2 separate regions of the Homo sapiens genome follow, and region 2 is linked to region 1. A link is a loop called in an ENCODE intact Hi-C map of the cell type or tissue named here. Cell type or tissue: GM12878. All regions are shown on one strand. Each heading gives the region's core, and the rest is flanking DNA. Links, peaks and the distances in the headings are about the cores only.

Evidence for each region. Peaks named below come from ENCODE experiments on the same cell type or tissue, not always from the same donor. Only the 100,000 strongest peaks of a DNase experiment are listed, where the experiment ranks them.
Region 2: it touches region 1 in a loop (4-fold over the local background); 2 of 110 quality-filtered maps call a loop at or near these places.

The regions. Positions count from the first base shown.
Region 1 is chr12:98,214,891-98,231,365 of GRCh38, forward strand. No RefSeq gene overlaps it. Among named protein-coding and RNA genes, the nearest start is that of MIR4303, 230 kb to the left of the region's middle. RefSeq lists enhancers at 7,358-7,527, 12,610-12,779 and a cis regulatory region at 12,695. In GM12878, for the core only: no CTCF peak of the experiment used is centred there; DNase peaks (open chromatin) are centred at 10,141 and 14,408.
Region 2 is chr12:98,312,484-98,328,958 of GRCh38, forward strand. It overlaps the pseudogene LOC100131529. Among named protein-coding and RNA genes, the nearest start is that of TRD-GTC1-1, 180 kb to the right of the region's middle. RefSeq lists an enhancer at 12,048-12,756. In GM12878, for the core only: no CTCF peak of the experiment used is centred there; no DNase peak of the experiment used is centred there.

The sequences.
Region 1 (16,475 bases), core at 7,061-15,060:
CATCAAGATTTCAAATGCATACCCCTTCAACTCAGTGATTCTACTTCTAGAACCCTTCTCCTATGGGTATATTTATTTATCCATGGGCACAAAAGACTGTCCATTGCAGCATTGCTTGTAATATCAAACATATTTTAAAATTATAAACAACCTTAATTTCCATTAAAAGAGGAATTATTAAAAACATTGATACATCTGTAAAATTGTGTTTTATGCAGCCGCTAACAAAGAATGAGCTTCCCAATGCAATGACATGGTAAGTTCTTCATGCTATATTGTAAGTGGAAGAAAGCAGGCTGCAGAACGGCACTTAGATTTTTGTCTGAAAATTGAGAGGGTCATAATATCACCCTCCCCTTAGAGGTGTTGGAAGGAGGGAATGGGTTCCCGATGCCGAGTATTCAGAACCAGGCTTGCTCCAGCAATTCTGTCACATCATCAAAGTTTCTCTCTCTACTGGATTATTTTCAACAGATGAAAATGCTGCTTTTCTTCCATGTAATAAACAAACATTCTCCTAACCCCACTTTCCCCACTGCCTGTTCTCCCCTTGCTCTCTTTATTTTCCTCAGAAGCAAACCCCTTGAACCTTCTGTTTCTATTCACTACTATCTTTGATTCCTCTCTAAAGCCCACTCTGACCCAGATTTCAGTTCATACTCTTCCATGTCTGCTCTCTCAACACCTCCATTGGCCTGCCGGGCAGCTCTTGGTCCTCCTCTCATTTGACCTGTCAAGGTCTCACCCAGTCATCACCCTTCCTGCTCTATTCACTGTCTTCACTTGGCAACCAGGACCCCACACCTTCTGAGCTCTTCTCTTACCTCACTGCTTGCTCCTTCTGTTTCCCTTGCTAGTTCCTCTTCTTCTCCCTAACTGTTCGAGATTGGAGTGCCCTGAAATGCAGTTCTGAGACCTCTTCTGTCACTGCACTCACTCCTCTGGCAATCCCAGTCCATCTTAAACTCTTGACTTGCCACATAGATGCCCTCAGCTCCCAAATACGTACCTCCAGCCTAGGTCTCTCCCTTGAACTCCTGACTCAAACTCTCAACTTCCCTTGGATGTTCAATTGACATCTTAATCTCAGCATGTTTAAAAACATATCCAGATGCAACCCCCACCCAGATGCTCTCCACTTCAGCTTGTCTCTTCTCAGCTGATGCTGATTCCATACTTCCAGTTACTCAAGCAAAACCTTTGGTTAGTTGTCCGTGATGCCCTCGTTTCTTTAGTACCCCACATCCAACCTATTAGGAAATATTATTGGGCTACTTCTAAAATACTAGGACCAGAATCCAACTATTTATCACTACTGCCCATGCTACCACTGTGATTCAAGCCACCACCATCTCTCACCTAAATGACTGCAATCGCCTTCAACCATCTACCTTTTCTCCAAAAGGACTATTCTCAATACAGCAATGAAAGTGACCTTGTGACTTCCAATTTTACTTAGCTTTAAAAACCAAAGTCCTCACGATGGTATACAAGGCCTTATATGATCAACTCACTCTTTCTGAGTCAACAATTACTCTCTGACTTCATATTCCTGTACCTGCTCCCCCATCCCACCCCTTACTCATTCTGCTTTCACCCAGCTGGCTTTCCTGTTATTTCTCAGTCATGCAGAGTCCTCAGGGTCTTTGCACTGGCCATTCCCTCTGCCTGGAACACTCTTCCCCAGACACCCACAGCCCATTTCCTCACCTCCTTCAAATCTTTGTTCAAGTGCCACCTTCTCAGTAAGGCCCACCTTGATCACCATATGCAAAATTACAAGATGTCCTCCTCCTGACACTCCTGATCCCATTTTCCTTGCTTTTTTCCTTCTCCCATAGCACTTATTCTCTTTAATCTACTGCATCATTTACTTATCTGCTCTATCAGTTGCTTATTGGCTATATCCCCTCTCCCCACTAAAACATAAACACCTAAGAGCAGGGATCTTTGTGACTTTTTGCTCACTGATGTATCCCAAGAACATTGAGCAATACATGGCACATAGTAGACACTCAATAAAAATTTGCTAAGGGCCAGATGCAGTGGCTCATGCCTGTAATCTCAGCATTTTGGGAGGCTGAGGGAGGCAAATCCCTTGAGCCCAGTAGTTCAAGACCAACCTGGGCAATGTGGTAAAACCCCATCTCTACAAAAAACAAAAAAAATACAAAAAGTTAGCCAGATGTGGTGATAGATGCCTGTAGTCCCAGCTACTCAAGAGGCTGAGATGGGAGGATTTCTTGGGCCCAGGAAGAGGTGGTTACAGTGAGCCATGATTATGCCACTGCACTCCAGCCTGGACAATAGAGTAAGACTCTGTCTCAAAAATAAAAAATTAAAAAAAATAATAATAAATAAAATATATATATATATATATATATAGCTGAACAAATGAGTGAATGGACATGATAAAATTAGCTAGTATTTATTAAGCACAGATATTCTTATAAGCACTCAACTAAGTACTTTGCATATATGATCTCATTTCATCCATGGTAGGAAGAGCAGGAAAGGCAGGTGATAGGGTGGGGAGTGAGGTACTACAGTTCCCATTCTCATGCTGAAGAAAACTGAAAAACCAGAAGATTAATAACTCACCAAGGTCACATTCTAGTATGCAGCAGAATGAATGAAGGGAAGGAAAGGAAGTTGAATGCAAATCTGCCTACCTACTAAAAAGGAGATCTTTTCCCTACTGCTCCTCTTAACACAACCAGTTAAAAGCTACATATCCGCTCAACATCTTGCTCTATCCTTTTTTTTTTTTTTTTTTTTAATCTTTAGACAGTCTCGCTCTGTCGCCCAGGCTGGAGTGCAGTGGCACAATCTCAGCTCACTGCAACCTCCGCCTCCTGGGTTCAAGCAATTCTCCTGCCTCAGCCTCCTGAGTAGCTGGGATTACAGGTGTGCGCCACCACACCTGGCTAATTTTTGTATTTTTTAAGTAAAGATGGGGTTTCACCATGTTGGTCAGGCTGGGCTCGAACTCCTGACATCGTGATCCATCCACCTCAGCCTCCCAAAGTGCTGGGATTACAGGCGTGAGCCACCGAGCCCAGCCACTCTATCCTTTTTTAGATTTCCACAATGCAAACTATTCAGATGAAGGTCACTCAACTGAATAGTGCTTTAACTTTATATACATAAAAATTAAGTGTGGTCTTAGGTAAAATGACAGATAAGGTCATAAGTGTTTATGTTTCTTTCAAGCCTTGTGACCTTATCATTAAGTTCCAAATAACCTTTTGTCTCTAGGAGTGGTAATTTGGTTTGTTTGTTTATACTGTGAGGATCTGTATCTCTCCCTTTGGCCCAACTTATTAGTTTTAGCCATAAGCAGCAATCAGTGAAACATGAGGTTTTGTTATGAGATAGTTAATTCCAGTTTGGAACTCGTTGGTATTTTGGGAAATTTTTAAAATGTCAGCACATTTGCTTTTGGATCTATGAATATTATTTTGTTCTGGAAGCTCCTATTTAATGTGTGAGATTAATATTAGTTAGGGCATTGCCAAAGAAGAACACACTATCTTAATATAATAGGCAAAAAACAATAATTTCTCCTCCATATACTAAACAAGCTCTGATTTTTTTAATTAACTGACAAAACATCTAGGATCTAAGTGGTAAAATTAAGTTGGAATGTTTTAAGGAGGAAATGCACAGATTTTTTGTAGAATTTTTCTAGGATCAGTGATGTTAATGTGAAGTACGAACTCATAATGCTGATTTGGAGACCTCAATGCATTAAAATGTTGGGTGACAAGGCAGATTCTGTGGATGCTCCACCCATATCCTTCCACGCCATACCTTTTCCTTACGTACCAGCTTGATTTCTAAAGGCTGGCATTTGCGTCCCCTGCCTAAGAATTTTCTTTGGCTTTCTATACCTTTTCTCCCCGAACACACAGAAGTGTCAGGAAATTTACACCTCTGGGAGCAGCCCTCAACTAAGGATAGGAATTGGTACATAAATACCCCAACTCCAAAACCCCACAGGATGACTCTGAGGTGCATGTCTTATACTGGCTTCTACCGTGGCCCGGGGATGTTCCAGGTTCTCACAGTGGTAACTTGCCTGACAATATATTCTTTATTAGCTGTGTCTCAATTCTCTACTCTCTAATCAGTGTACCCTGGGATCACCTTCCAAGTAATCTACTTGCATTTCCAGGAGACCAGAAACATGCCACCCCAAAATACGCCTCTTCTGGTGTAAGGATTATGATCTGAGACCATTCGAAGCAACAAATACAGGAAAGCTCTCTGTTCTCCCTCTATTTGCGTAAAAGCAGGACACAGATTTACAAAGACAAAAGATGTCCTGGCCCCCGTTTCTACCAGGAAGAACAAACGTTGGCCACTGAAGAACTTTAGACCCTTATCAGCCTAGAGATGGTACCAGAGGAATATCTATTAACCAGCTTTACTAACAAGCCTTTATCTGCCAGTTATTTGCCTTCCCCAAGTTGCTGCCCCCCAGAAACTCAAAATCCTTTCCTTTGTGTTGTTCCTTCTCTAAAAAGGTAACTGTTCTTTGTTGAAGATGTTACCTAAGCTGGAATTCAAAGCCACCTCTTTGAGAACTACTCATTTCCTGGGTGTCTCCCATCTACATAAAATATGTATGTTAATAAACTGTTTTTCTCTTATCTGTTACAGGGGTCTATTCCAACCAAGAAATTATGACGGTTGAAGAAACAATCATTTTTCTTTCCTACACATTTGAACTCTTATATCAGAATCTGCTTCAGAGAGAACCCAAACTGAGACAGCTGCCTTCATTTGGGGCTTAGCCGTAAGTCAGCCAAGGCTGTTATTCATTCCTTTTTCAGGGAATATTTTTAGAGCACCTATGACATTCCAGGCATTGTTCTTTTAGACATCCAGCAGCGACCAACTAAACAAAAATCTTTGCCTTCATGGAGTTTACATTCTCATGCAAGGAGACAATAAACTACGTAAAATATATTGTAAGGCAGATTTTGATAAGTAGAGGAAAATAAAGCCAAGCTAGATAGGGAATGCCAGTGGGTGAAGTGTGCCATTATAAACAGGTAGCCAGTGAAGGCCCAAACAAGGGGGTAAAATGTGAACAAAGACTTGAAGGGGTTGAAGAGCAATCCGGGAAGGAAGAGCATTAGTCTAGGTGGGAGGAAACAAGTGCAGAAGGGACAGGAATATTCCAAACCAGTAAGGTCACTGGGGCTGGAACAGAGTGAAGGAGAGGGAAAGTGACAGGATGAGTCATATCTACTATTGTTAGGATTTACTGTTGTTATTTTTGTCAATATTACTATTTAATAGGCTTCGTTTGTTTTAGCATTTTCTTATGAAAATTACAGAAAAGTTACCAATTTTTTACAGTGAACACCCATCTACTCACCACCTGGATTCTACTATTTTGCAATACTTCCTTTTCATGCATCCATCCCTCTATCCATCTCACTATCCATTTACCAAGCCATCGTTTTTAACGCATTTCAGAGTAAATTGCAGAGATTTAGCAAATGCAGCCATTATGGAGATACGGTTTCTAAACCTGACAGCATTGCAAGGTAGATACTATCTCCCCATTTTACAGAGAAAGAAACTGAGACGCAGACACGCTGAATAACTCAGCTAAGGCAGTAACACAAACACATGGCTGAGTGGGGATTCCAGTGCAGGTCTATTGATGGCAGTGCTCATATTCTTTCCATGGTGAACCAACTGCCACTCTCGAACAGCGGATTAATGTGGAAGAACAGGCAAGGAGTTGGGAGTAGCTATACTTGTCTCTGAAGGAAGCTGTTTCCTTTCACTATTTCCTCTGCATCTGAAAGGCAAAAACCCAGCGACGTGCTGGTAAATGTTTACCACCCAGCTCTTTGGATAGAGGTGCAGAGACAAGGAAAGCCTTGTTTGCAACATTTGCCAATTTCTGTGGCATTAACATTCCTACCATGGCAGGTTTCAACCTACCAACCTGATGTCAGGTTGCAAGCTGGTATGAGCTGGCACCAGCACACCACTGTGGATTTTTCAGTGTCATACTGTAGTTAACAAGTATCACTTGTAACAAGTAACAAGCACCAGATTCAGGATCAACACCCAGTGTCTATATCCAGTGAATGCTCAGTAAATTTCAGTGGTGGTGAGGACAAAGATTGGCAGCCTCCTACCCACACCCAGCATCAGATATCTGGGCACATGCATACATGCACACGCACACACACACACACACACACACACACACACACACACACGCTTTCTTCCCAAGGTGGATAGTAGTATATTTGAATAATGAATACAGGACACTACATATAGCACATTTGTGTAAAGCAAACTTCTCCACAAAATGCAAATAAACCTCTTTCTCCATGTAATTCCCAGCTCTTGATCCACTGCTCTGGTTCTTCCCCCTCCGCCGCCCGCCCCCCACCCCCCAATCACCACTTCTACACCTCCCTGAACATTAACAATGCTTTTCTTTGGCAAGAACACCCTTGCTGTTCCCTGGCACCAGAGAACATCACATTTTTGCATGGGTTGAAATCATAAATCACTTAGAATGCAGACAACCTGTTGGAGAAGTTTGCCGTTCTTTTTCCTTCTTGAGCTTCCTTTGATTGAGATGTTCTTTCACCTTTGGAACATGTCCCAGGGCTGCTCCTGACTCATGCTGCGTGTTCCTTTTCATCATGCCAGCTGAAGACCCCCTGCAAGCCGGATTCCTTTTATCCCTCAACCCTAATTGTTCTCTGCCTTCTTCACTCAAATTTCCTTCTGCAGCCTTTCTCCAGGGGTCTCACACACCTCAGATAACATTCCTGACCCCATTAACTAAATCCCTCTGGTCTTTCAGTATTGACTGAGGCCACATGTATTGACCTTGGTAGGTGGTTCTAGGTTCGACTTTGCAAAGACGGGCTTTTCTGAGTTGACTCGTGGGTTATTTTCTCCTTCCCTATGACATCCCACCTTCACCCCAATTCCCTCCTATCCCATATTCTTACTCAATGCAGGCCACATCCCCAGCAGTCTGTAGCGCAAATAACAATCATCTCTAACAGAATTAGTGCGAACAAAGTCTGACACTTAGGACTTTAAAGCATTTTTTATAGTATGGCAAATCCGGTTACCATGCAACAAAGAACAGCTAACTGTTAAGAATTAATAATGAGAAATAAGTATAGATAATGGTTTAGCTGACACTGTCATATTTTAGTACAATATGTTCTGAAATATTTGCTCCTTTGGGTTGTGAATGTGCTATTTTTGTCACTAATAAGCCTATAGAAGCCTAGTGGAAATGAGAAGTTTTCTCAAGGAAAGTGAGGCATTCTGAGATTTCTCTGATAAGGGGAAAGGGTCAATGTGCCTGTAGTTTCTGTGCTTCATTAAAATTCTGCTTCCATACTGTATAATGTGAGTAATATTAATTTTCTAAACATTCGTGTAGAGCAGCTGCTAACTAATTTCCATAACAGTATTCCTATTCTACAGGCATTTTAAAAAGGGGAAAGAAGATGACTGCTGACTGTCTGCCAAAAAGAAAGGCTCAATCTAACCCAGTTCTGAATCATTCCAGACCGAAAGAAGGAAATCATTAGGGACATTGACTTCCCAGTCAGGGGACTGTCTGGAATTGAACAAACTGCCTTAGCCTCTGAGGATGGTGCACCTGGTATAAGCTGGGCACTCATTCACTGGGCAGTCCCCTTCCTCTAAATGCCTTCATGGTGGCCCAGTTCATGTGCCCTGGACTAGCTAATGATCAGAGCATTTCTGCAGCCCCTGTCATACTGGGTTCAGCTGCTTCCCCTTTCTTCCTGATCCATGCCACTGAAGTCCCAGCAAAACAAGTGTAGTTAAACCTGTCTAAGGTGTTTCAGGGATGGCAACGTACCTGGGAAACTTTGGACCCCTTGTATTTCACAAGCTTGCTCTCAGGGAATCCTCTACCCACTCTTCTCCAGAAAACACTGGGATGCCCAGCCTCACAGTCGGGATATAATTCCTAGTGTTATATACTTTCTCAGGCTGAACTTTTCCTTTCCTTCTATCTTGTACTAAGATGAATAACAACTAGTCTCATGAATTTGAATACTATTAAATCTTCCTCTAATTCTCTCCAGCAGTCCTGTCCTTTGGGGGATATTTTCCAACTCTGCATTCATTCACCACCTTTGCAACCCATTGTCTTTCTCTTCAGACTCTGGCCCCAATTTGTCTCTCTAACCTTACTTCCCAGTACTCCTTCCCAAGTGCCCAGCAATCCCACCACACCAGTCTACTGGCCACTCCTCCACGTAAACTACGTCAAGTTAGTCCTCCAAGTCTTAATTGAACCTGGAATCTCTGAATAGATAACCCACCCTCCTTCAACCCTAGTAAATTTTTACTCTTCACGTCCTCCCTACTTACACAGACAAAGTTAATCACCTCCATTTTCAAGCTTGCCTAGTCTTTTATTCAAACCAACCAACTTAACATTTGTCTTATTGTTGGCTAGTTGGTTGGTTGGTTGGTTGGTTGGATGGTCGGTTGGTTGGGTCAGTTGGTTATATGCAAATCTGTTTCCTTTGCTTATTTGTGGCTGTTAGAATGCATGAGCCTCTGTTTTACCATTGTTTATATGCACTGTGCTTGTAACAGTGTAGGTACTCTATCGATCCTCGTTGAAAGGAATTTACTGTCAAAATACACCTACACAAGGATATGTAAAAATAGGTGATCATAAATTTTGTCAACTCACATACACCCATAATTAGAGTCAGCTCAGGTAAAACTAAATTACCTTTGCTTCTATTTTATAGGACTCCTTATCTTAAAAATGGCTGCTGTTTACTGATTATTTGCCATTTTCATAGATTAGTAAGTGTATTAATCAAGGTCCTCCAGAGAAACAGAACCATTGGAATGTGTATGTGTGTGTGTGTGTGTGTGTGTGTGTGTGTGTTTAAAGGGATTTATTATAAGGAATTGACTCATGCTCAATTCCTTTATGAAGAGTTCATTCTCCATTATGGAGGATGAAAAGCCCCACAATCAGCCATCTGTAAACTAGAGACCCAGAAAAGCCAGTGATGTAGTTCCAGTATGAGTCTGAAGGCCTGAGAACCAGGAGCACTATTGGTATAAATCCTGGTCCCAGACAGGGAGATGACTGATGCCCCATCTCTAACAGTCAGGCAGAAAAAAGCAAATTCTCCCTTCCTCTGCCTTTTTGTTCTCTTGAGGCCTTCAACAGATTCGACAATGCCCACCCACATTGGAGAAGACGATCTGCTTTACTCAGTCTACCAATTCCAATGTTAATCTCTTCTGGAAACACCCAGAGTAAGGTTTAATCAGATATCTGGACACCCTGTGGTTCAGTGAAGAAGTCGACACATAAAATTAACCACCACAGCAATAAGTCAATGCTAATAGTTACTGATGTCCTACAAGATGTTTATTATTATCTCCATTTTACAGATTTCGAACTGAAGAGTCAGGGAAGTGAAGCCACTTGGCCTAAGTGGCACAGCCAGTGAGTGGCAGAACTGGAACTCCAACCTGGGTCTGTTTGGCTCCAAAGTCTATGCGTCTCCCATTCCACCTACTACCACTCAGCACAAAAAGACTACCTCTGCCACCTCACTTCACAAAGCAGCCCCAAGAGAGAATCAGGAAATAGCCAAGAGAGGGGTTGCACCTTAAAACATTTTTCTCCCCTACCCACCCTCCATGTGATCTGCTTTTCTGCAGTATGTGGCCAGGGCTATGTAAACCCAAACACCATAAATCAATGTTGAATGAGCATTGTTGCTGCAGAAAGGCTATAACAGAGTATCATATGAGCTTTGGCCAGGCCCTGGAAGAAGTGACATCTATTTCCATACTTGGCATTTTTCCTCATGCTGTCGTCTCCTCTGCCTTTCTGTCTCCTCTTATACCCTCCCACATTGGCCCCACTACTCTCATTCTGCTCTCTGTCATCATGCAGTCATCCCTTCCCCCTTTTCATATTTTAAAGCTCACACAGCTGGTCCCCAGAGTCACTGCCTTCTCAACTGTCAAAATTGTCCAACATGAAAAATTGAAACAATAAACTAAAATGAATGCAACCGAAAGTGAAAACTACATGTGTGAAAATGGTCAAAATGCAAAGTTATTGTTCTCTGGTCTACTATCACTGAAAATTCAATGACTAACGTTTTTTTCACCCTTTACTCCAAATGTAGGGCTGGCCTCAACACACACTAATACAGCTGCGGGGTGTGGGGGGGACATTCTGCACACAATCTCCTTTGGAAGCCAGCTAAGTGACCGAGGATGAGTTATTTATTAACATCAGAGCTGCAAGTTCACCAAGAGTCACAGCAAGACTAGGTTCTAAATAATAAAAGTAAGAGATGGACTCCATAATTCATTTGGTGAAATCTCCATCAGATTTAACTGTTACCTGAGGGTTGATGGATTTTTTTTTTTACTTCCTTTTTTGAATACATAGAATATAAACACCCTTCCAAGATACACTTACAGTGAGACTAGGAAAGAGTCAGGAGCTTAAGAAAGAGGGTGCCTGAACAGCTAGATCCAAAAAGCTAGGCATTCACATGGTGAAGAAAGAGCTGAAAAAGAGATGGCCCAACTTCAAGAAGACTAGGAGAAAACCAGCCCAAAGAGTCTGGAAAGAAGACCCTCAACCCAAAACGTTTCCTCCAGCGACTGGCACAGAATAGACACTCCATATACATTTGCTGAATGAATGCATGTGAAAAAAATGAACACAGAGTAAAAAAGTTAAAATGATTAAGGGTATAAAATTTAATCACTTACTTCACTAATTGTTTTCACATTTCAAAACCTTGTAGTAAAGTTTATTAAGCATTCAGGAATACCTAAACAGAAGCAACATTAAGATGACAACTAAATATGTTCTGTAAATTTTACTCAATAAAAAGATTTTGAGAATTTACTGTGTCCCTACGGCCAAACACAAGACTTGGGAGGATTCTAAGATAAATTGGAGGTGGTCCCTGCCATCCAGATGACCATCTGGTGGCAGTCCCTTGAGCAGGTAAAGCAGCATTCCATTTCGAATGACCAAAGGAAAAAGCCTCCGCCCAATGCTATTTTCCCATTACCCCTCACAGGGCCTTAAATTATATCATTACAGATTAATTCTTTCAGGTCTTGAAGGTTAATTGAATCTCTTAAAAAAGGTAAAATACTCCTAGGACAGGTACCTTCTTAAGCCATTATCACCTGAGATTGGATCCAAGCATTCAATCACAGCTGGCAGAGAGCATATTAGACAGAAAGGATGGAGGAGCAATGGGGGGAGGGGTTTCAAGGAGGAGGAATTTGGGAAAGGAGGCACCTAAGAGCATCATTGATTAACTTTATTTGCAGGTTTCCTCATTTTTCCCATGTCCTAACCTATCGAGACTGGCATAGAAAGTTCATACAAGCCTGCACCAGCATGCCCCATACATCTTTCTGAAATATGTTTTCCAGTTCCTCACAGCTGGGTTTCTAAGCTCGACACCTGTATTTCCTAACCTGCTTCTGGTTCCTGAGACAGTTCTGATGATAACAGGAAATGCTTACTAGTTACTTAGTTTGAACCAGCCAGTATCCTACAAGCTTCACAAGAATTATCTCATTTAAGCATCTCAGCCATTCTATTCCCATTGTACAGGTGAGAAAACTGAGGGTCAGTGATATGATTTGGCTCTGACCCCACCCAAATCTCATCTTGAATTATAGCTTCCATAATTCCCACATGTTGTGGGAGGGACCCGGTAGGAGATAATTGAATCATGGGGTAGGTTTCCCCATACTGTTCTCATGGTAGTGAATAAGTCTCATGAGAGCTGATGGTTTTATAAGGGGAAACCCTTTCACTTGGTTCTCACTTCTTTCTTGTCTGCCACCATGGAAGATGTGCCTTTCACCTTCCACCTTCCACCTTGATTGTGAGGCCTTCCCAGCCATGTGGAACTGTGAGCCCATTAAACCTCTTTTTCTTTATAAATTAGCCAGTCTCAGGTATGTGTCTATCAGCAGCTTGAAAACGGACTAATACAGTCAAAGAAGTTAAGTAATTTGTCCCAATCACCTAGCTTTAAATTGCAAAGCCAGAATTTGAATATATTTAAGTCTGATTCTAGAGCCCAAACTCTTAAACTTAAAACTATAATAACCTATAACTCAGGTTGAAATCATTACAATAACCATATGAATCAGGCAGATCAAGGAAGCAATGGTCCCATCCTAACTTGGGTTCAAGGTCCAGTTCAACTGTGGGACCTTGGTCTTTAGCGTTCTCATCTCTAAGATAGCATTAATAAAATCTACTTTGTAGAGACATATGAAATCAGATGAGTTCATAAAGAAAGTGTTTGGCACAGAGTCCGTATTTCATAAATAGTAGCTGTAAGCTATGAACTTGCCATGAGCGCTTCTGTTCCGGTAATGTTCCTGTTGGCCTCCAGGGGATGCTCAAGCTTCTACTTCCTCCTCTCACAACATCTAATAGCAGTTCTTGACCTGACTATGCATTCAAATCTCCTAGGGGTAAATACATAACTGTGTACGTCTGCATTATATTTATAAAATATGTATCTGTGTGTACATACACGTATATACAAACACATACATGTCCAGGGAAGAAGACAGGACATCTCTCTTTTATAGGTTCCCTAGCATAACACACCGCAGCGCAACCCTAATGCACAGCAGAATTGAAAGCCACTGCAGTCGAAGAACAGCTAGGAAGGGTCAAGGCCAAGGACTTTGGAGATGATGCAGCTAGGAAATGGATGTTTCTGAGGGAGACGTAAAGTAGTTACAAGTTCTAGTGCCCAAGTTTGGAGTCTGTTCCTTGGGAACCCTTTATTTTAGGTTCTGTCTCTTTGTAGGAGCCCTCTCTTGGCTTATTAAAATCCTAGCCATACCCCAGCTCCTGGACTCTGAACTTGCCTCTGCCACTTTCTTGCAGCCTAGATTCCCTGATGAGAGGCCCTGACTCCCTGCAGGGACCCACCTTGTCACTGGTGCTGTCTTCAGCTAGTTCTGGGTAGAGGACGTGGATGGCCACAGAAGCGCCAGGCCTGCACCTCATGGCTGACCTTCCAGTAGCAATACCAAAGTGCAGAACAGATGTCCTGCCTTTTATTATTTTTTTTTTAGACAGGGTCTTGCTCTGTCACCCAGGCTGCAGTAGAGTGGTGTAACCATAGTTCACTGTAACATTAACTTAACTTAGGCTCAAGCAATCCTCCTATCTCAGCTTTCCAAGTAGATAGGAATATAGGTGCATGTCACTATGCTCAACTAATTTTTCAATTTTCTGTAGAAATGGGGTCTCACTATGCTGCCCAGGCTGATCTCAAATTTCTGGGCTCAAGTGACCCTCCCACCTTGACCTCCCAGCATGCTGGGATTACAGGCATGAGCTACCACACCCAGCCTAGATGCCCCACTTCTATCCACCCAAGAACATGACAAGGACCAGATTGGTCTTGCTTCAGCTAAAGACCCCTTTAAGTCCCAGGCTGAGATAAGACTGCTAGAAGCAGAATCTCTTTCCCCAAAACGAAAAATAAGCATGTCTTAGAGTTATTGACTACTACAGGCTGATCACACACTCACAGTTGAAAATCTTGTCCTTGTCTACCCTCAGTTTAGCTGACAAGGCCATTAGCCTGCCCCAGATGGGCCTGCTGCCCTCATAATGAGCAAAATGTAAATATTCTTTCCCCTCCCCCTTCCTCTCCAGGTTCTTCAGCTCCTCGTTTATTATTTTCCCAAACTATGAAAGACCCGCAGAGAAAAGCATGCTCACTACCCTCCCCCTGCCCTGAATTAGGAATCCAAACAGTTAATAAATTATCTGGATGCAAATAAGAGCCTGACGGTTTTTGTTGTTTTTTTTTTTTTTCATGAGAGGTGAAATGTCCCCATTTATTCACTCACTTGTCACTCAAACGGGGCTGAGCACGTATTCACCAAACTTGGCAGCATTTCACTCTGAGACTGAAAACAAACATGATAAATTTCTCCTCCAGAGATAATTCTGGTGATGTGTATAGGCCACTGAAAATGAGAATGTTATGACTTTAGCGCTGTGATAATATATGGTAGTAATTATATTAACAAGGGAAATTACATCTCTCTTCAGCAATTTCAGCTCATACCACCCATATGAATAGTGGGCAGCAGCAAAAATGCTGAAATGGTACCAGTAAAATAGGAGGAGCAATATTTGCTGAATTTAGAACCTACTTTAATCACTTTTTTAAACTGTATTGAGCTCCTACTATGTGCCAAGCACCCAGTGAGCACAGTGGGGAACATGAGGATGAATCAGACATGGTCCATGACCTTAAGATGCTTACCACACATCAGGGAAATAAGAGATCCACATACACGATTGTAATGCCAGGTAGGAAGTGAGAGATGGTCAAAGGAGAGGTGCAGATAGAGTTCTATGAGAACTGAAAAGAGGAAGCTGTCGCTTCTAGATGAAAGTATGATGAGGCTCTGGCTTGCCTGGAAAGCAATCAGGCACCCCGGAGGTGATGGACAAGCAACACCTTGCAGTTTTCCAGCATCAAGATAGGATGCAGATAATTAACACTGGAAATTCTGCCCACTGACCTAGCCCCAGAGAATATCCACCAGAATGCTCCACAGTTGGATGGCAATGAAAGCAAACCCCATATTCCATAGCTTCAAAAATCCTTCTGAAAAGCCTTTCACCAAGAACTTATAAATGTGTGGATTAATGGACTATAAATAGGGATTAAATGCATGAGCAAAATTCCATAATTCATTCTGAAGCTTTATTGGAACGAAATTTGAGATACTCGCTCTGTTCACTTCTAGCAATTTGATCAGCTTTTGTTTTCTTCCTCCCATGTGCAAGAAGACATAGGGAATTCCAGAAGAAATAAGACACAGTCCAGACCCAGGGCCTTGGAATCTCATAGAGGAGAAAGAAGCATGCCCAAAATAATCATAAAGATGATCTTCTATTTTAACAACATGATCTGGTGAAAACAGTATATGGTTTGGAATCAGACAGAATTGGGCTACATTTCTGCTTTGAAGCCTATCAGCTTTGTAACCTAAAAAAAAATTATTGACTCTCTCTAGATTGGCATCCCTTTATCTGGAAAGTGTTCAAATCTTAGGACTGTGGGAAGGATTAAATAGTATAGCATTATGGGAGCATTTTGTCTAATGTCTGCAGACATTTAATGAATCTGTTGAAAAATATGTGAAAAATGGGATGTGTCATAAAAAAATTATAAAGAAAATCGGAAAATTATCCTCAAAGAAAGAGACCATCTAAGAATTGGAAGAACAGGAAAGGCTTCATGAAGGTGCCATTTGAACAGGATCTTGGAGGACTGGTAGGGATTTGTCAATATGTGGTCCATTTTGGCTTAGGAGGATGGAGTAAGCATGGCTGTGCCGAGATATGACGCTGTATTTTTAAGTGGCTAAAAATTCTGTATGGCAAAATATTTGGCTGAGTGATTCACTCCAGGCAAATCAGTAATTAAACACGTATTGACCCCAAAATATCATACCCTAAATAATTAAAAATCCAATCATGGCCAGGGCAAACAACACCAGACAAGACAAAGAATGACAATTCTTCCAGAACATAGAAAAAAAGAGCTTCAAGAAGCTAACATAACATTTATGCCACAATTTTTAAAAATTCAAACAAAAGACCAATCCTTCTTACAAATATTAATGTAGAAGTACTGTAACACATGGAGAAACAGAATTCAGAAAGCATTGTAAAAGGATAAAACATCATAACCAAAGGGAATTTACTCTGGAATTGAAGGAAGGTTAGGGTTAAATATTAGGAAATCTATTTATAAAATTCAAATTTAAAAAGTAAAAATTGTTTAAACAGATGAGAGGAGAAACATATGACCATCTCTATGGGTACTAAAAGGTCATGTGATAAGATATAATCTCTATTCTTAACTTTAAAAAAACTGATAAAATATTAACAGACACCTCATTAATATGATAAATACGTAAACATATATATTAACACAAAAGTTAATATCACGATTAATAGGGAAATACTAGTAGATTCCCACTAAATCTAGAACAAGTTCACTTGTGCCATAATATTTCATATTACCCTGGAGCATCTAGCTAGGCAATGAAATTAGGTAAATGAAATAAATGACAGAAAAAAAATGATTTGCAAATAAAATGATTGCCTAGAAACCCAAGAAAATAAACTGAGGAATTATTATAAACACTAAGAGAATTCAGTATGGTACTGCTAAAAAAATTAATATATAAAAATCAATAGCCTTCATGTATACACATAACAATTACAAGAAATAATGGGAAAGACCCTCATTTTACAAAAGCAAAAATATATGTAATATACTTATGAATAAACTTTACAACAAATGTGCAGGAGCTATATAAAATAGTGTTAAAATGTCTTTAAG
Region 2 (16,475 bases), core at 3,224-11,223, 94 kb after region 1:
TTAAGGGCAGCCAGAGAGAAAGGTCAAGTTACCCACAAAGGGAAGCCCATCAGACTAACAGCAGATCTCTCAGCAGAAACCCTACAAGCCAGAACAGACTGGGGACCAATATTCAACATTCTTAAAGAAAAGAAGTTTCAACCCAGAATTTCATATCCAGCCAAACTAAGCCTCATAAGTGAAGGAGAAATAAAATCCTTTACAGACAAGCAAATGCTGAGAGATTTTGTCACCACCAGGCCTGCCTTACAAGAGCTTCTGAAGGAAGCACTAAACATGGAAAGGAACAACCAGTACCAGCCACTGCAAAAATAGGTCAAATTGTAAAGACCATCAATGCCATGAAGAAACTGCATCAATTAATGGGCAAAATAACCAGCAAACATCACAATGACAGGATCAAATTCACACATAACAATATTAACCTTAAATGTAAGTGGGCTAAATGCTGCAATTAAGACACAGACTGGCAAATTGGATAAACAGTCAAGACCCATCAGTGTGCTGTATTCAGGAGACCCATCTCACGTGCAAGGACACACATAGGCTCAAAATAAAGGGATGGAGGAAGATGTACCAAGCAAATGGAAACCAAAAAAAAGCAGGGGTTGCAAACCTAGTCTTTGATAAAACAGACTTTAAACCAACAAAGATCAAAAGAGACAAAGAAAGCCATTACATAATAGTAAAGGGATCAATTCAACAAGAAGAGCTAACTATCCTAAATATATATGCACCCAATACAGGAGCACCCATATTCATAAAGCAAGTCCTTAGGGGCCTACAAAGAGACTTAGACTCCCACACAATAATAATGGGAGACTTTAACACCCCACTGTCAACATTAGACAGATCAACAAGACAGAAGGTTAACAAGGATATCCAGGACCTGAACTCAGCTCTGCAACAAGCAGACCTAATAGACATCTACAGAACCCTCCACCCCAAATCAACAGAATATATATTCTTCTCAGCACCACATCACACTTATTCTAAAATTGACCACATAATTGGAAGGAAAGTACTCTTCAGCAAATGTAAAAGAACAGAAATCACAACAAACTGTCTCTCAGACCACAGCGCAATCAAATTGGAACTCAGGATTAAGAAACTCACTCAAAACCGCTCAACTACATGGAAACTGAACAACTTGCTCCTGAATGACTACTGGGTAAATAACGAAATGCAGGCAGACACAAAGATGTTCTTTGAAACCAATGAGAACAAAGGCACAACGTACCAGAATCTCTGGGACACATTTAAAGCCATGTGTAGAGGGAAATTTATAGCACTAAATGCCCACAAGAGAAAGCAGGAAAGATCTAAAACTGACACCCTAACATCACAATTAAAAGAACTAGAGAAGCAAGAGCAAACAAATTAAAAAGCTAACAGAAGGCAACAAATAATTAAGATCAGAGCAGAACTGAAAGCGATAGAGACACAAAAAACCCTTCAAAAATCAATGAATCTAGGAGCTGGTGTTTTGAAAAGATCAACAAAATTGACAGATCGCTAGCAAGACTAATAAAGAAGAAAAGAGAGAAGAATCAAATAGATGCAATAAAAAATGATAAAGGGGATATCACCACTGATCCCACAGAAATGCAAAATACCATCAGAGAATACTATAAATACCTCTATGCAAATAAACTAGAAAATCTAGAAGAAATGGATAAATTCCTGGACACATACACCCTCACAAGACTAAACCAGAAAGAAGTTGAATTTCAGAATAGACCAATAACAGTCTCTGAAATTGAGGCAATAATTAATAGCCTGCCAACCAAAAAAAGTCCAGGACCAGATGGATCCACAGCTGCATTCTACCAGAGGTACAAAGAGGAGCTGGTACCATCCCTTCTGAAACTATTCCAATCAATAGAAAAAAGGGAAATCCTCCCTAACTCATTTTATGAGGCGAAAATCATCCTGATACCAAAACCTGGCAGAGACACAACAAAAAAAGAGAATTTTAGACCAATATCCCTGATGAACATCGATGCAAAAATCCTCAATAAAATATTGGCAAACAGAATCCAGCAGCACATCAAAAAGCTTATCCACCACGATCAAGTTGGCTTCAACCCTGGGATGCAAGGCTGGTTCAACATATGCAAATCAATAAACGTAATCCATCACCTAAACAGAACCAATGACAAAAATCACATGATTATCTCAACAGATGCAGAAAAGGCCTTTGACAAAATTCAACAGCCCTTCATGCTAAAAATTCTCAATCAACTAGGTATTGATGGAACATATCTCAAAATAATAAGAGCTATCTATGACAAACCCACAGCCAGTATCATACTGAATGGGCAAAAGCTGGAGGCATTCCCTTTGAAAACTAGCACAAAACAAGGATGCCCACTCTCACCACTCCTATTCAACCCTAACCCTAACCCTAACACTCACCACTCCTATTCAACCTAGTGTCGGAAGTTCTGGCCAGGGCAATCAGGCAAGAGAAAGAAATAAAGACTATTCAATTAGGAAATGAGGAAGTCAAACTGTCCCTGTTTGCAGATGACACGGTTGTATATTTAGAAAACCCCATCGTCTCAGCCCAAAATCTATTTAAGCTGATAAGCAACTTCAGCAAAGTCTCAGGATACAAAATCAATGTGCAAAAATCACAAGCATGCCTATACACCATTAACAGACAAACAGCCAAATCATAAGTGAACTCCCATTCTCAGTTGCTACAAAGAGAATAAAATACCTAGCAATCCAACTTACAAGGGATGTGAAGGACCTCTTCAAGGAGAAATACAAACCACTGCTCAAGGAAATAAAAGAGGATGCAAATAAATGGAAGAATATTCCATGCTCATGGATAGGAGGAATCAATATCATGAAAAGGGCCATACTGCCCAAAGTAATTTATAGATTCAATTCCATCCCATCAAGCTACCAATGACTTTCTTCACAGAATTGGAAAAAAACGACTTTAAAGTTCGTATGGAACCAAAAAAGAGCCCGCATTGCCAAGACAATCCTAAGCAAAAAGAACAAACCTGGAGGCATCACACTACCTGACTTCAAACTATGCTACAACGCTACTGGTACCAAAACAGAGATATAGACCAATGGAACAGAAGAGAGGCCTCAGAAATAACACCACACATCTACAACCATCTGGTCTTTGACAAACCTCACAAAAACAAGAAATAGAGAAAGGATTCCCTATTTAATAAATGGTGCTGGGAAAACTCGATAGCCATATGTAGAAAACTGAAACTGGACCCCTTCCTTACACCTTATACAAAAATTAATTCAAGATGGATTAAAGACTTAAATATTAGATCTAAAACCATAAAAACCCTAGAAGAAAACCTAGGCAATACCATAGGTTTGGGCAAGGACTTCATGTCTAAAACACCAAAAGCAGTAGCAACAAAAGCCAAAATAGACAAATGAGATCTAATTAAACTAAAGAGCTTTTGCACAGCAAAAGAAACTACCATCAGAGTGAACAGGAAACCTACAGAATGGGAGAAAATTTTTGCAATCTACCCATCTAACAAAGGGCTAATATCCAGAATCTACAAAGAACTCAAACAAATTTACAAGAAAAAACAAACAACCCCATCAAAAAGCAGGCAAAGGATATGAACAGACACTTCTCAAAAGAAGACATCTATGCAGCCAACAGACAAATGAAAAAATGCTCATCATCACTGGTCATCAGAGAAATGCAAATCAAAACCACAATGAGATACCATCTCATGCCAGTTAGAATGGCAATCATTAAAAAGTCAGGAAACAGCAGGTGCTGGAGAAGATATGGAGAAATAGGAATGCTTTTACACTGTTGGTGTGAGTGTAAATTAGTTCAACCATTGTGGAAGACAGTGTGGTGATTCCTCAAGGATCTAGAACCTGAATTACCATTTGACCCAGCCATCCCATTACTGGGTATATACCCAAAGGATTATTAATCATGCTACTATAAAGACACATGCACACATATGTTTATTGTGGCACTATTCACAATAGCAAAGACTTGGAACCAACCCAAATGTCCATCAATGATAGGTTGGATTAAGAATATGTGGCACATATACACCATGGAATACTATGCAGCCGTAAAAAATGATGAGTTCATGTCCTTTGCAGAGACATGGATGAAGCTGGAAACCATCATTCTCAGCAAACTATCACAAGGACAGAAAACCAAACACTGCATGTTCTCACTCAAAGGTGGGAATTGAACAATGAGATCACTTGGACACAGGACGAGGAACATCACACACTGGGGCCTGTCAGGGGGTGGGGAGCTGGGGGAGGGATAGCATTAGGAGAAATACCTAATGTAAATCATGAGTTAATGGATGCAGCAAACCAACATGGCAAATGTATACCTATGTATCAAACCTGCACGTTGTGCACATGTACCCTAGAACTTAAAGTATAATAAAATAAACTAAATAAATAAATAGTCATATTAAATCAGACAAAAATAAATTTCAGGGAGAAAACATGATGTAATGATTAAATGAATAATTTTTTTAAAAAGATATAATAGTCTTATAATAGTCTATAATAACATGGCCTTAAAATATATAAAGCAAAACCAAAGACTCACAAGGAGAAATGAACATATCCATAATCATGGAAGGAAGATTTTAACATCTTACAATACTGAATAAAAATCAAAAAGAAAATAGACACTTAAGTAGTACAATTAATAAACTTTATCAAACAGATTGCAACTTATATTCTACACCAAAAATTAAAGAATGCATTTTATTTTCAAGGACACATGAATAACTTACCAAAAATTTACTAGAGACTTCCTCACAAAGCAAGATTCAACAAATTCAAAACATTGTGCAGCAGACCACATTTTGTGATCAAAGTACTGTAAAATTAGAAACCAATAGTTGAGAAATAGACTCCAAAACCATATATGTTAGAGAAATATTTAAGGTCATGTAAATAATTTATAGGTCCACAAATAAATCATAAAGAAAATTATGAATATTCAGACCTGAATAACAATTAAGAATATTGCATATCGAAATTGATGGATGCAACTCAATCAGTACTTAAGGGCAATTTAGCCTGAAATGCATTTATTAGATAAGAAGAAAGGTCAAAAGGTAATGGGCCAATTTTTCTAGACAAGGCAGTTGAAGAGGGAGGGCTTACAGAGGGACTGGCCTGGCGTGCACTCTGCATCTCCAGGATGTTGTTTCTTATGGAATGGATGCTTTTGGAAGACTATTGCCCAGAAAAAAGATGTTTAGTTTTTCCCAAGCCAAAGATGTACCGAAGTATAGAGGGCTGTTGTGTTTGCAGAGCTAAGTCCTCCAGTTCTTGATTCACTGACAGTAAACGCTATGAAAAGGACTTCCAGAGCTCTTTGGGGCTGCATGAGACATCTGCGATGCCTGTGTTCTGCTTGTGAAAAGATGGAAGACGTTGCCAGCAGGATCAAAAAACCCTGGATTCATGTGGCAGATGCAGGGCTGGACCCAGTCTAAATACTACACTGAAACCAAAGAGAGTGAAAACTGTATCTGGGAACAGGATAAAAAGCAACCAGACCAATAAACTGCAGAAGAAAGGTAAAGATTGCAATGATGATGCTCACAGTACCACCTCAAGTGCCTCCTTGTTACAGCAACTAGTCAGACGATGGCTCAGTTATGGAGATGGCTTCTGGTTCTACCAGAACACCAGGTGTTTTCCTTTTTAGATCTCACAGACTGAAAAAGAAGATACATAGTGGGATTATTTATAAAGGCCATTTTGGGAAAGTCCTCATCAACTCACATCTGTTCAAGCCTTGCCACAGGAATACAAAAGCAACTACTGAGAAATGTAGGGGCAGGGGCCAGAGCCTCTGCCCACATCACTCAGGAGTAGAAACGGGGAACAAAAAACAATTTAAACTTTGAAAAGACCACAAAGCAACTAACTGTCCCACCTATTTTTAACTTGGATACCTGCTACTCTGCCAAAAAACAACTTCTAGAATAGTTTTGAATGGGTTATTTTCCCCCTAGTCTCACAAATTCTGAAGTCGATTTCTAGCTTCACAAAAAAAGAATTGAAAATAATATTTAAGATGCTGGATATTTCACAAGAAAGCCGAATGCTGCTATAAGTCTTTTTTAATACCCTTCTAATGAATGAAACTAGGGGAATTTCAGGGTACAGAGATGGGATTTGTCATATGCTAAACGGTAGGTAGTTTTAGTCTTTCTATATTGAGAAGCAGTGGTTGGGGCATTTTTTAAGGTAGCTGGCTACACTTGTTTTCCCTCACGATAATAATTTGTCATAACTCAGTAACATGGACTTGCCCCTAGAGGTAGTTGTTAATAATTTTGAAATATTAAGGTCTTGCCAAGGTTCCAACAATTCAAACCTGTACTACTGATTATTAAGCAGGACAGACTGTGCTTTCTGTTGCAAATACCTTAAAGGAAAAAGTAATTTCTAAATATACAGAAAGGAAAGATGACTGTATATGTTGCATCCTGTGCTGCCTCTCTTCATATTAATATTTGATAACGATTTCAATTTTTATGAAACTTCTAAAGCAGAATCAATGCTCCTCTTGGGGAAATGACAAGTCTTTAGGATAGCCAAGACCCTATATGAACAGTACCAAAGCATTACCACATAATAGAGAACACATTTTATTAAAAACATTGAACTATCAGAGGCCAGGTGTGGTGGCTCACACCCATAATCCCAAAACTTTGAGAGGCCAAGGTGGGCAGATCACTCAAGGTCAGGAGTTTGAGGACAGCCTGGCCAACATGGTGAAACCTGTCTCTACTAAAAATACAAAAATTACGTGGGCTTGGTGGCGCATGCCTGTAATCCCAGCTACTCAGGAGGCTGAGGCAGGAGAATAGCTTGAACCCAGGAGGCAGAGGTTGCAGTGAGCCAAGACTGTACCACTGCACTCCAGCCTCGGCGACAGAGCAAGACTCTGCCTCAATTAAACGAACAAACACAAAAGTTAAACTATCGCAAAAATAAAATGTATAGTCTTCAGGATGGCACAAAGCAAATGTTAGTGCTTCTTAGGGCACATTTCTTAGAGGAATTTCCGAGTGTGTAAATAATTGACTTTTGTTTGTGTTACATGACTGATGACTTTCTTGAAAATCTGCACAGGTCAGTTTTAGGTCTGGATTACTTCAGCTGGCTTTTGTGAAGGTTTTGTCTGTGAAGAGTGGGTGTTTGACTTGTTTTAGCCTATTAGGGTTCTTTTCCACTCTATATTTAAAGAAAACTTTACTAGAAGAGGGGTGGTGTTAATGATAAGTGGGTTGGTTTTGGTTTGGCTTCTTTTAGCCAGCTTAGCTTTCTGAACATTGAGATATCCTGAACTTGGGGCTCTTCAATTCTAAAATGCTCATTAAAAGCCTCTCACTTGAACCCAAGCCAAAGTACTCTTACTGCCTCTTTTCTAAATGTTCAGGAAAAAAAAAATCACCAGTTCAGATTTCACAATGAGGAAGAAGCATTTGTCTGCCTTATGGTAACATAACTCAGTGCTTATTTTTTAAACAGGATTTTTAAAATTGGATAGTATAACAATAAGGAGTTAGTCGCCTTTTATAGGTACCCTATAGTTTTATAGTTAATCTAAACATATTTTATATTTCCTCCTTTTGGAAAAAACTACATGCTACAAGCCAGCATATGCACAGACCACACAATGACTTGGGTTGGCTCTCCCACAGTCTTTGAGGTGAATTATGAGAGTCCAGCCATTATTATCCTCCAGAGTTATTCTGAAAAAAATTGTTTGTATATTTTGGCTGTAGTATTGGTGGTAGGATACACTATAGTATGAATCATCTCTGCTTCTGTATTTATTTATTTTTTACTAGCCCTCAGCCACAGTCTTCTTTTTCCCCTTCCACCTCTCTTTGCCTGTAGGATATACTGTATGTAGTCATGCACTTTGTATTAATACATTCAAAATCCACAGGTCTGTTTTGTACTTTTTAAACTATTGGATACTTACGATCACAAATTTCATGAGGATATTGAATACATTTAGTCTTAGAAAATTTTTAAAAAGTAATGAACTTCATCTGATTCAAAAAAATAGAAAAGGAAAAACAGTAAACTCAAATGAAGGAGTAGGAGAAAGGAAATAAAACATTTAAGGGTAGAAATTCATCATATAATAACAAAAAATAAATAAATAAAAGAGGATCAACAGAGCAAAACGCTGAATCTTTGCGGTGACCAGAAACAAACTAATCCTCTGGTAAGACTGAATAAGAAAAAGAACTGAGGTACAAAGTATCCATATTAGACATGAGAAAAGACACATAATTACAGACACATCAGAAACTTATAGCATCTTAGGAATATTATGAATAACTTGATGCCAATAAATTTGAAACCCAGGCAGGCATACATTTTAAAAAAATTAATTACCAAAATTTTCTCATAAGAAATATAAAAACCTGAATAGACATGATTATATAAAAAATTGAATCCAGTAATTAACAATCTATGCTCTTCCTCACCACCAAATAAGGGCCAAAATGATTATTCAAGTATATTTCAAACCTTCAAGGAATAGTGTTTCCTAACTTATTCAAACTGCTGCTAAGCATATAGAAAACTCCTTGGTTTATTATATAAAGTTAATGTACCCAAAACTGGAGAAGGATCATATAAAAAGAGAAAATTACAGGCCAAGTTCACTCATAAACATAGATGTAAAGGACTTAAATAATTTATTAGCAAATAAATGCAGTGAGACATTTAAAAATGGATACCCCATGACTGACTAAGGCCTATCTCAGGAATGCAAAGATGATTTAATGTTAGAAAATCAATAAAGGTAATACACAACCCTAACTAATAAAAAAAAAAAAAGCCTATATGATAATCTCAAAAATGCAGAAGAATAGGTGAAATTCAATATTCACTTACTATAAAAACTCTTAGACACCAGCACTCAGGGAAACTTTCTTTACTTGATAAAGATATTTACCAAAAACCTTTGGCAAATATCATGCTAAATAGTAAAATGTTTAAAACATTGCATTTTAAAGAACAAGGATGTCCATTAGCACCACTTGTATTCAGCACTTTCCTGGATGTCTTAGCTAAAGCAAAGACCAGAGGGAGGAAAAAAGAGATGTAGAGATTGGACAGGAAGAATCAAAACTGTCATTATTCACAGATAATAGTATTGTCCATGTAGAAAAATCTATGAGAATATATAAACTATTAAAAGCAGTAAGAGCTTATTGGATATAAAATCATATACAAAAATAAATAACATCTCTGTACACCTGCAACATCCAATTAGAAAATGTAATTTTAAAATCGTATCAGTCACAATAACAGCAAAAATATAAGGTACATAGGAACATAGCTGGCAAAAGGTATATATTCATATTATGAAAACAGTATAAAATTTTATTGAAGGATATAAATTTTTTAAATCTGGAAAAAATGGGAAAATGCAGCATGTTCACAGGTAAGAAAGAATCAATATTTTTAAGTTGGCAATTTTCTTCAAATTAATCAACAAAGTCAATGCATTGCAGTCAAATCCTCCTGGGTTTTTCACAGACTTGGTCAAGCGGATGCTGAAATTCCCATAGAATAAGAAAGGGCAAAGAATAACCAAGACAATTTTGAAGAAGAAAAATGTAGAAAAACTTACACTCAAAGATGACAGGGTTCATTGTAAAGTCATATCACAGAGCAAGGTGACACAGCGACAACCGGAACAGAATACAGAGCCAAGAAACAGACTCAGGTTGACTTATTGCAACTTCGTTTATATAAAAAAAAAAAAAAGCCTTAAAAATTAGTGGGGGAAGTATGGTCTATTTTTTCACAATGTCTTTCACAAAAACTTTTAAAAATAATGAGTTTATTAATACAAATTGTTGGCAAGGACGTGAGAAATGGAAATTCACATGTGCGTAGTAGGAGAACAAATTGTGTAGCTCTTTGGGGAGCAATTCTGCTCTACCTAGTAAGCTGCAAGGCTGATGCATACCACTATCAGCGGAGCAGTTCCCCCTTTGGGTAGCTACCCTAGAGCAGCTATGTGCTTATCAGGATGGATAAGAAAATGTGGTCTGCTCCTAAAATGGAACACTTTAAGCTATTACAATAAACTAAATCTTTTTTGTTTTTTTTTTTGATACGTTATACTTGTACATATTTAGGGGTACATGAGAAATTTTGTTACATGCATGAATGTGTAATGGTCAAGTCAGTGTATTTAGTATGTATCATTTCTATGTGTGTTCAGTACATTTCAGGTTTACTTTTCTAGCTATTTTGAAAAATACCTTATTGTTGACTACAGTGGCCCTACTCTGGTAACAAACTTTAGAAAGTATTTCTTCTATCTAATTGTATTTTTGTACCCATTAACCAACGTTTCTCCATCCCCCACTCAATGCCCACACATACACCTTCCCAGTCTCTCGTATTTATTATTCCACTCTCTACCTCCATGTGATCAACTTTTTTAACTCTCACATATGAGTGAGAACATGTGGTATTTGTCTTGCCTGGTTTATTTCACTTAACCTAACGGCCTCCAGTTCCATCCAGTCATCCATTTATTGCTGCAATTGACAGGATTCCATTCTTTTTCATGGCTGAATAATATTTCATTGTGTGTTTATACCACATTTTCTTTATCCATTCATCTGTCGGTAGGCAATTAAGTTGATTCCATATTTTGGCTATTGTGAATAGTGCTGCAATAAACATAAGAGTATAGATATCTCTTCAATATACTGATTTCCTTTTCTGTCTTTTGGATAAATACCTAGTATTGGGATGGCTGGATCATATGGTAGTTCTATTTTCAGGGTTTTAATTTTTATTTTAGATTGAGGGGATACACGCACAGGTTTGTTACCTAGGTATATGGTATGATGCTGAGGCTTGGGTACAAATGATCCTGTCACCCAGGGAATGAGTATAGTACCCAATAGTAAGTTTTTCAACCCTTGCCCCCTTCCTCTGTCTCCCTAGTAGTCCCCAGTTTCTATTTTTGCCATTTTTACATCCCTGAGTACCCAATATTTAGTTCCCACTTGTAAGTGAGAATATACAGTATTTGGTTTTCTGTTCTTGTGTTATTTCACTTAGGATAATGGCCTCCAGCTGAATCCATGTTGCTGTAAAGGGCATGATTTTTTCTTTTTTATGGCTTTGTGCTATTGTAGTATGTATATGTATACCACATTTTCTTTACCCAATCCACCATTGATGGGCAACTAGGTTAATTCCATGTCTTTGCTATTGTGAATAGCGCACAATGAACATGGCAGTGCATGTGTCTTTTTGGTATAATGTTTTTTTCTTTTCATTATTGATATGGTTTGGCCCTGCATCCCTACCCAAATCTCACCTTGAATTGTAATAATCCCCAAATGTCAAGGACAGGACCAGGTGGAGATAAATGAATCATAGGGGTGGTTTCCCCCATAATGCTCTCGTGATAGTGAGTTCTCGCAAGATCTGATGTTTTTATAATGGGCTTACCCCTTTGCTTGGCACTCATCCTCTCTACTCCCACCCTGTGAAGAGGTGCCTTCCGCCATGATTCTAAGTTTCCTGAGGCCTCCCCAGTCATTGGAACTGTGAGTCAATTAAACCTCTTTTCTTTATAAATTACCCAGTCTCAGGTATTTCCTTATAGCAATGTGAGAACGAACTAATCCAGATATTTACCTAGTAATGGGAATGCAGTCTCAAATGGTAGTTCTGTTTTAAGTTCTTTGAGAAATCTCCAAACTGCTTTTTAAGCGGCTGAACTAATTTACATTCCCACCAAGAGTGTATGTATTCCCTTTTCTCCACAGCCTCACCAGCATCTGTTGTTTTTTGACTTTTTAATAATAGCTGTTCTGACTGGTATGAGATGGTATCTCATTGTGGTTTTGATTTACATTTCTCTGATGATTATTTTTAGTTGTTTGAGGAACCTCCATACTGTTTTCCACAGTGGTCGTACTAATTTACATTCCCACCAACAGTGTATAAATGTTCCCTTTTCTCCACATCCTTGCCAACTTCAGGGGTTTTTTTGTCTGTTTAATGATAGCCATTCTAACTAGGGTAAGATGATATCTCATTGTGATTTTAATTTGCATTTCCCTGATGATTAGTCTTTGTAGGATTTCTTTGGCTATAAACAGCATTGGTGGTGTCTGTGATTTCCTTGATGACAGGATGCAGTTTGCTAGTGGACACTGTTGTGATGAAGTTTTGCTGGGGACTGGGACACCAGGTAGGCCAGTCTTCAGGCCCCAGCAATGGCAGCAGTGGGCTGAGCATGCCTGTCCTAGGGCCCCAGAGCATCATACATACTGGTGTTAGCAGGTCCAGGTAGGCTGATTATTGGGCCTCCGGGTGGCTTGTTCCCAGGAATGGCAGCAGTGGGCCAGGCATGTGAGCAGGTTCCCAAGCCCCTGTGCAGTGGGTGTGGTGTGGGTGATGCCAGTAGCAGCAACGGACATCCCTCTGGGACCCAAGTGGTCCACATTGGTGTTGGCAGTGCCTGTGACAGGTCAGGCAGGCCAGTCCCCAGACCCACATGTGGGACCTGCAGGTCAGTGGCAGTTGTGGTGGTAGCAGCAGGTTGAGTGGGCCCAGCCTTATACCCCAGGAGGAGTGCTCAGGTGCCACTGGTGGTGGAGAGGGCTGGGCAATCCCCAGGCCTCTGGATGCTGCACTCTTGTACTGGAGGAGGTGGAGCCAGGCCAGACACCCTAGTGGTTCATATAGATGCTGGCTGTGGTATGCAAGGGTAGGGTGAGCCATGGCCAGCAAAATGCTCAGGTGGAGGCAGCAGAGGCCCTGCTACTAGGGAGGATGGGTTGCTTTCCCTGGGAGCCACCATAGGTAGGCAGCCAGGGAGCATGGGCATCCCCCTGTGCCTCACCCACCTGCAGTCCACAGCCACAGCAGCTGTGGGCAGTGGAATTTGCCCTTGGGGCATGTAAGAATGCACAGCTGCCCCTCTGCATGGGGCCAGGGCAGGTGTGTGTGGGTAGGGTGGGTGCGAGATTGCTGCCTCATCCTGGTTGCCAGGCAAAACCCAGTCCAGTGGGGGCTGGGCTCTTTACATGGCACTGTCTGACCACTGCTTAGGGATGTGTGGGACCCAGGATGAGCTCTGTCTCTAGAGCAGTGCCTTACCACGGTTTCCAGGGAGCCCCCTATGTTAGTCTTGGGGCCACTGGGGTTGAGAGGCTCTCCCGTTGTAAGATTGCAGGGATTCATGCTGAGAATGTGGACCACTGGGTATCTCTCATTTACCTTGTCCCACAATGGGGAGTCTCTTCCAGCTCCCAGCTGATCTTGGCCAAACAGGCTTCCTCTCTTCCCTCTCCTTCCTTACTTTAGGTGTTTCCTGTCAGTTCTCTGTTGAATTCCAGTGTTCTCCCTTAGATGATCTATTTGAAGTGTGATTATCTGCTCACTATTTTGGTTTTTCTTAGCAGAAGAGGCGAGTAAGAGACGCCTCTACTCAGCCATCTTGAAGCCCCTCCACAATAAACTGAGAGAAAATGTCGATGGATAAAAACAAAGTACAAGATAATCTGTACGGTATACACAGGTTTGCCATTTACATAAATTTTTAAAGACACAATACTACATGTTTAGTTTAAAAGGAAAAGAAAGAAAAACAAACATGGAAACAACACCCACTCACTTCAAGACTTCTTTTTCTGTCAAGGGCTATTATCATCCTTGCTCTAAAGTTAAACAATAAACTAAATTTCTTCCACAGTTAGGTTAGCCTACATATAAGAGTGAGAAAAGACAGCTTGTGAGGTTAGAAGCAAGGTAGAGTCAGTTGTGTTAGATTTCTCATTGCTATAATTTTGCAAAGGCAGTTTAAAGGCTCCTATAACAACAACAACAAAAAGATTAACAAGAGAAAAGCATACAAATTTATTTAATATAAATTTTAGGTTACACAGGAGCCTGCAGAAATGAAGACCCAAAGATACAGGGAAGACTGTATTGTTGTGGAGAGCTGGGCTGCAGAAAGATGACTGGGAAACAGAAGGGTGTGATCCAATGGTAATAAAGTGGGGGAACTCAGCAAAACCTATTTGTCCAGATTCTTCTTGGTGTCTCTGTGTCTTCAGAGAGGAGGACATTTCTTTATTTTGTTTTGGGTATAGGGAGAGAAGCCCTTTATCTGAAATGAGGATTTTCTGACCTACTTTCAGAGGAAGGTCAGCTAGGTTTTATGGCCTGCTTCAGGGAAGAAGTGGAAAAGAAAGTGAGAGAGAGAGAGAGAGACCTTCCTGCTTTTGCTGTTTTCTGAAATGCCATGTGCCATTTTTCAGAATAGCATGTCCTGAAACTCATCAATCTCTTAACAATAAAAAGCTCCTTCTCCAGAAGCCCCTAGTAAACTTTTTCTGCTGTCTTACTAAACCAACCAGGCAAGGCGGGCGGTCTGACATCATGACTAGATGAAATCAGAGGTTCTCCGCATGGTTCCTAAACCAGCAACATCAACATCACCTGGGAACTTACTAAAAAACATTCTCAACTTCACCTCACACCTACTAGAGGGATGGTCCAGAAAAAAAAATAGGAGTGTGTGTGTGTGTGTGTGTGTGTGTGTGTGTGTGTAACAATCCCTTCAGATTATTCTAATGACATAAGAGTTTGAGAAGGACTGGGTTGAATAATCAGGACCTCCCTTACAGCTCAGATCAATTAGCCTCTCTTGAGGCACATGGGCTGCATGGAGGAGGGGTGGAAACATGAACTAAATTAACATGATTTTAAGAAAGAAGAAGGGAGCTGCCAGGTAAGCAGTTGAATGTGCATTTACATTCCTTGAGCATCGGCTGGGAGCAGTGGCTCATGCCTGTAATCCCAGAACTTCTTTTTTTTTTTTTTGAGACAGAGTTTCAATCTTGTTGCCCAGGCTGGAGTGTAATGGCATGATCTTGGCTCACCGCAACCTCCGTCTCCTGGGTTCAAGCGATTCTCCTGCCTCAGCCTCCCTAGTAGCGGGGATTACAGGCATGTGCCATCACACCCAGCTAATTTTTGTATTTTTAGTAGAGACGGGGTTTCTCCATGTTGATCAGGTTGGTCTCCAACTCCGACCTCAGGCGATCCACCTGCCTCGGCCTCCCAAAGTACTGGGATTATAGGCATGAGCAATCCCAGCACTTTGGCAGGCCGAGGCAGGTGGATCACTTGAGGTCAGGAGTGCGAGACTAGCCTGGCCAACATGGTGAAACCCCATCTCTGCTAAAAATACAAAAATTAGCTGGGCTTGGTGGCACATGCCTGTAATCCCAGCTACTCCGGAGGCTGAGGCAGGAGAATGGCTTGAACCCAGGAGGCGGAGGTTGCAGTGAGCTGAGATCGCGCCATTGCACTCCAGCCTGGACAACAAGAGCGAAACTCCATCTCAAAAAATAAAGGCCGAAAGGCATTATACACTTTTGAAAGGCCCTGAACAGGGTTAAGTTCCAAACCACCATTAGCACCCCCAAAATAGAGAGTTGACTGTAAAAAATAAGGCAAGGATGACAATTATTAGTGAATAACCACTTAGTACAAGGCAGATGCTAAAGTGATAAACACACCAATTAGGCTGTTTTAAAAACAATTCACTGGGAGGCCGAGGAGGGGTGGATCACCTGAGGTCAGGAGTTCAAGACCAGCCTGGCCAACATGGCACAACCCCGTCTCTACTAAAAATACAAAAATTAGCTGGGTGTGGTGGTGGGTACCTGCAATCCCAGCTACTTGGGAGGCTGAGGCAGGACAATCACTTGAACCCAGGAGGCGGAGGTTGTGGTGAGCTGAGATCGTGCTACTGCACTCCAGCCTGGGTGACAGATTCCACCTCCAAAAAAAAAAAAAAAAAATTCCTTAAGCACCTATTATAAACCAACCTTGGGTTAACCATTTTACATACATTATGTAACAACTCTACAAGGTAGGTAGTATTTTTATACATATAATACATGTAGAAATGGAAGCACAGAAGGTTTATGTAACTGGTTGAAGGTCACACAACTAACTAGTGATGGAGCCTGGATTCCCATCAAACAGTCTGACTCTGAAGATTACCTTCGAAACCACGCTACCACATGCATTTGTTTTGGTTTGTTTGTGTTTTCAACATTTCTCTACTTGCAAAATGGAAGACCAGCCCCTGGTCTATGATGAGCACCTGCTCTCCCACAAAGGAAGCCAACCACCTTAAGTAACATCAGCAGCTTGCCTCTCTCTCTCTCACTTTACAGAAAAGTAAACTGCAGCTAAAAGAATCTAAAATACTTCCCAAAGCCACTGAGTCAGTCAGCACCATGACCAGAACTTGAAATTTTATTCTCTTAGAGTAAGAAGATTTATTATATCTGGCTAAGGTACAACTGTCTTACCATCTAGGGAAGTGTACTTTCTTTTTGTATTCATTTAATTTGCTTTTAACCTAGAGTTTTCAA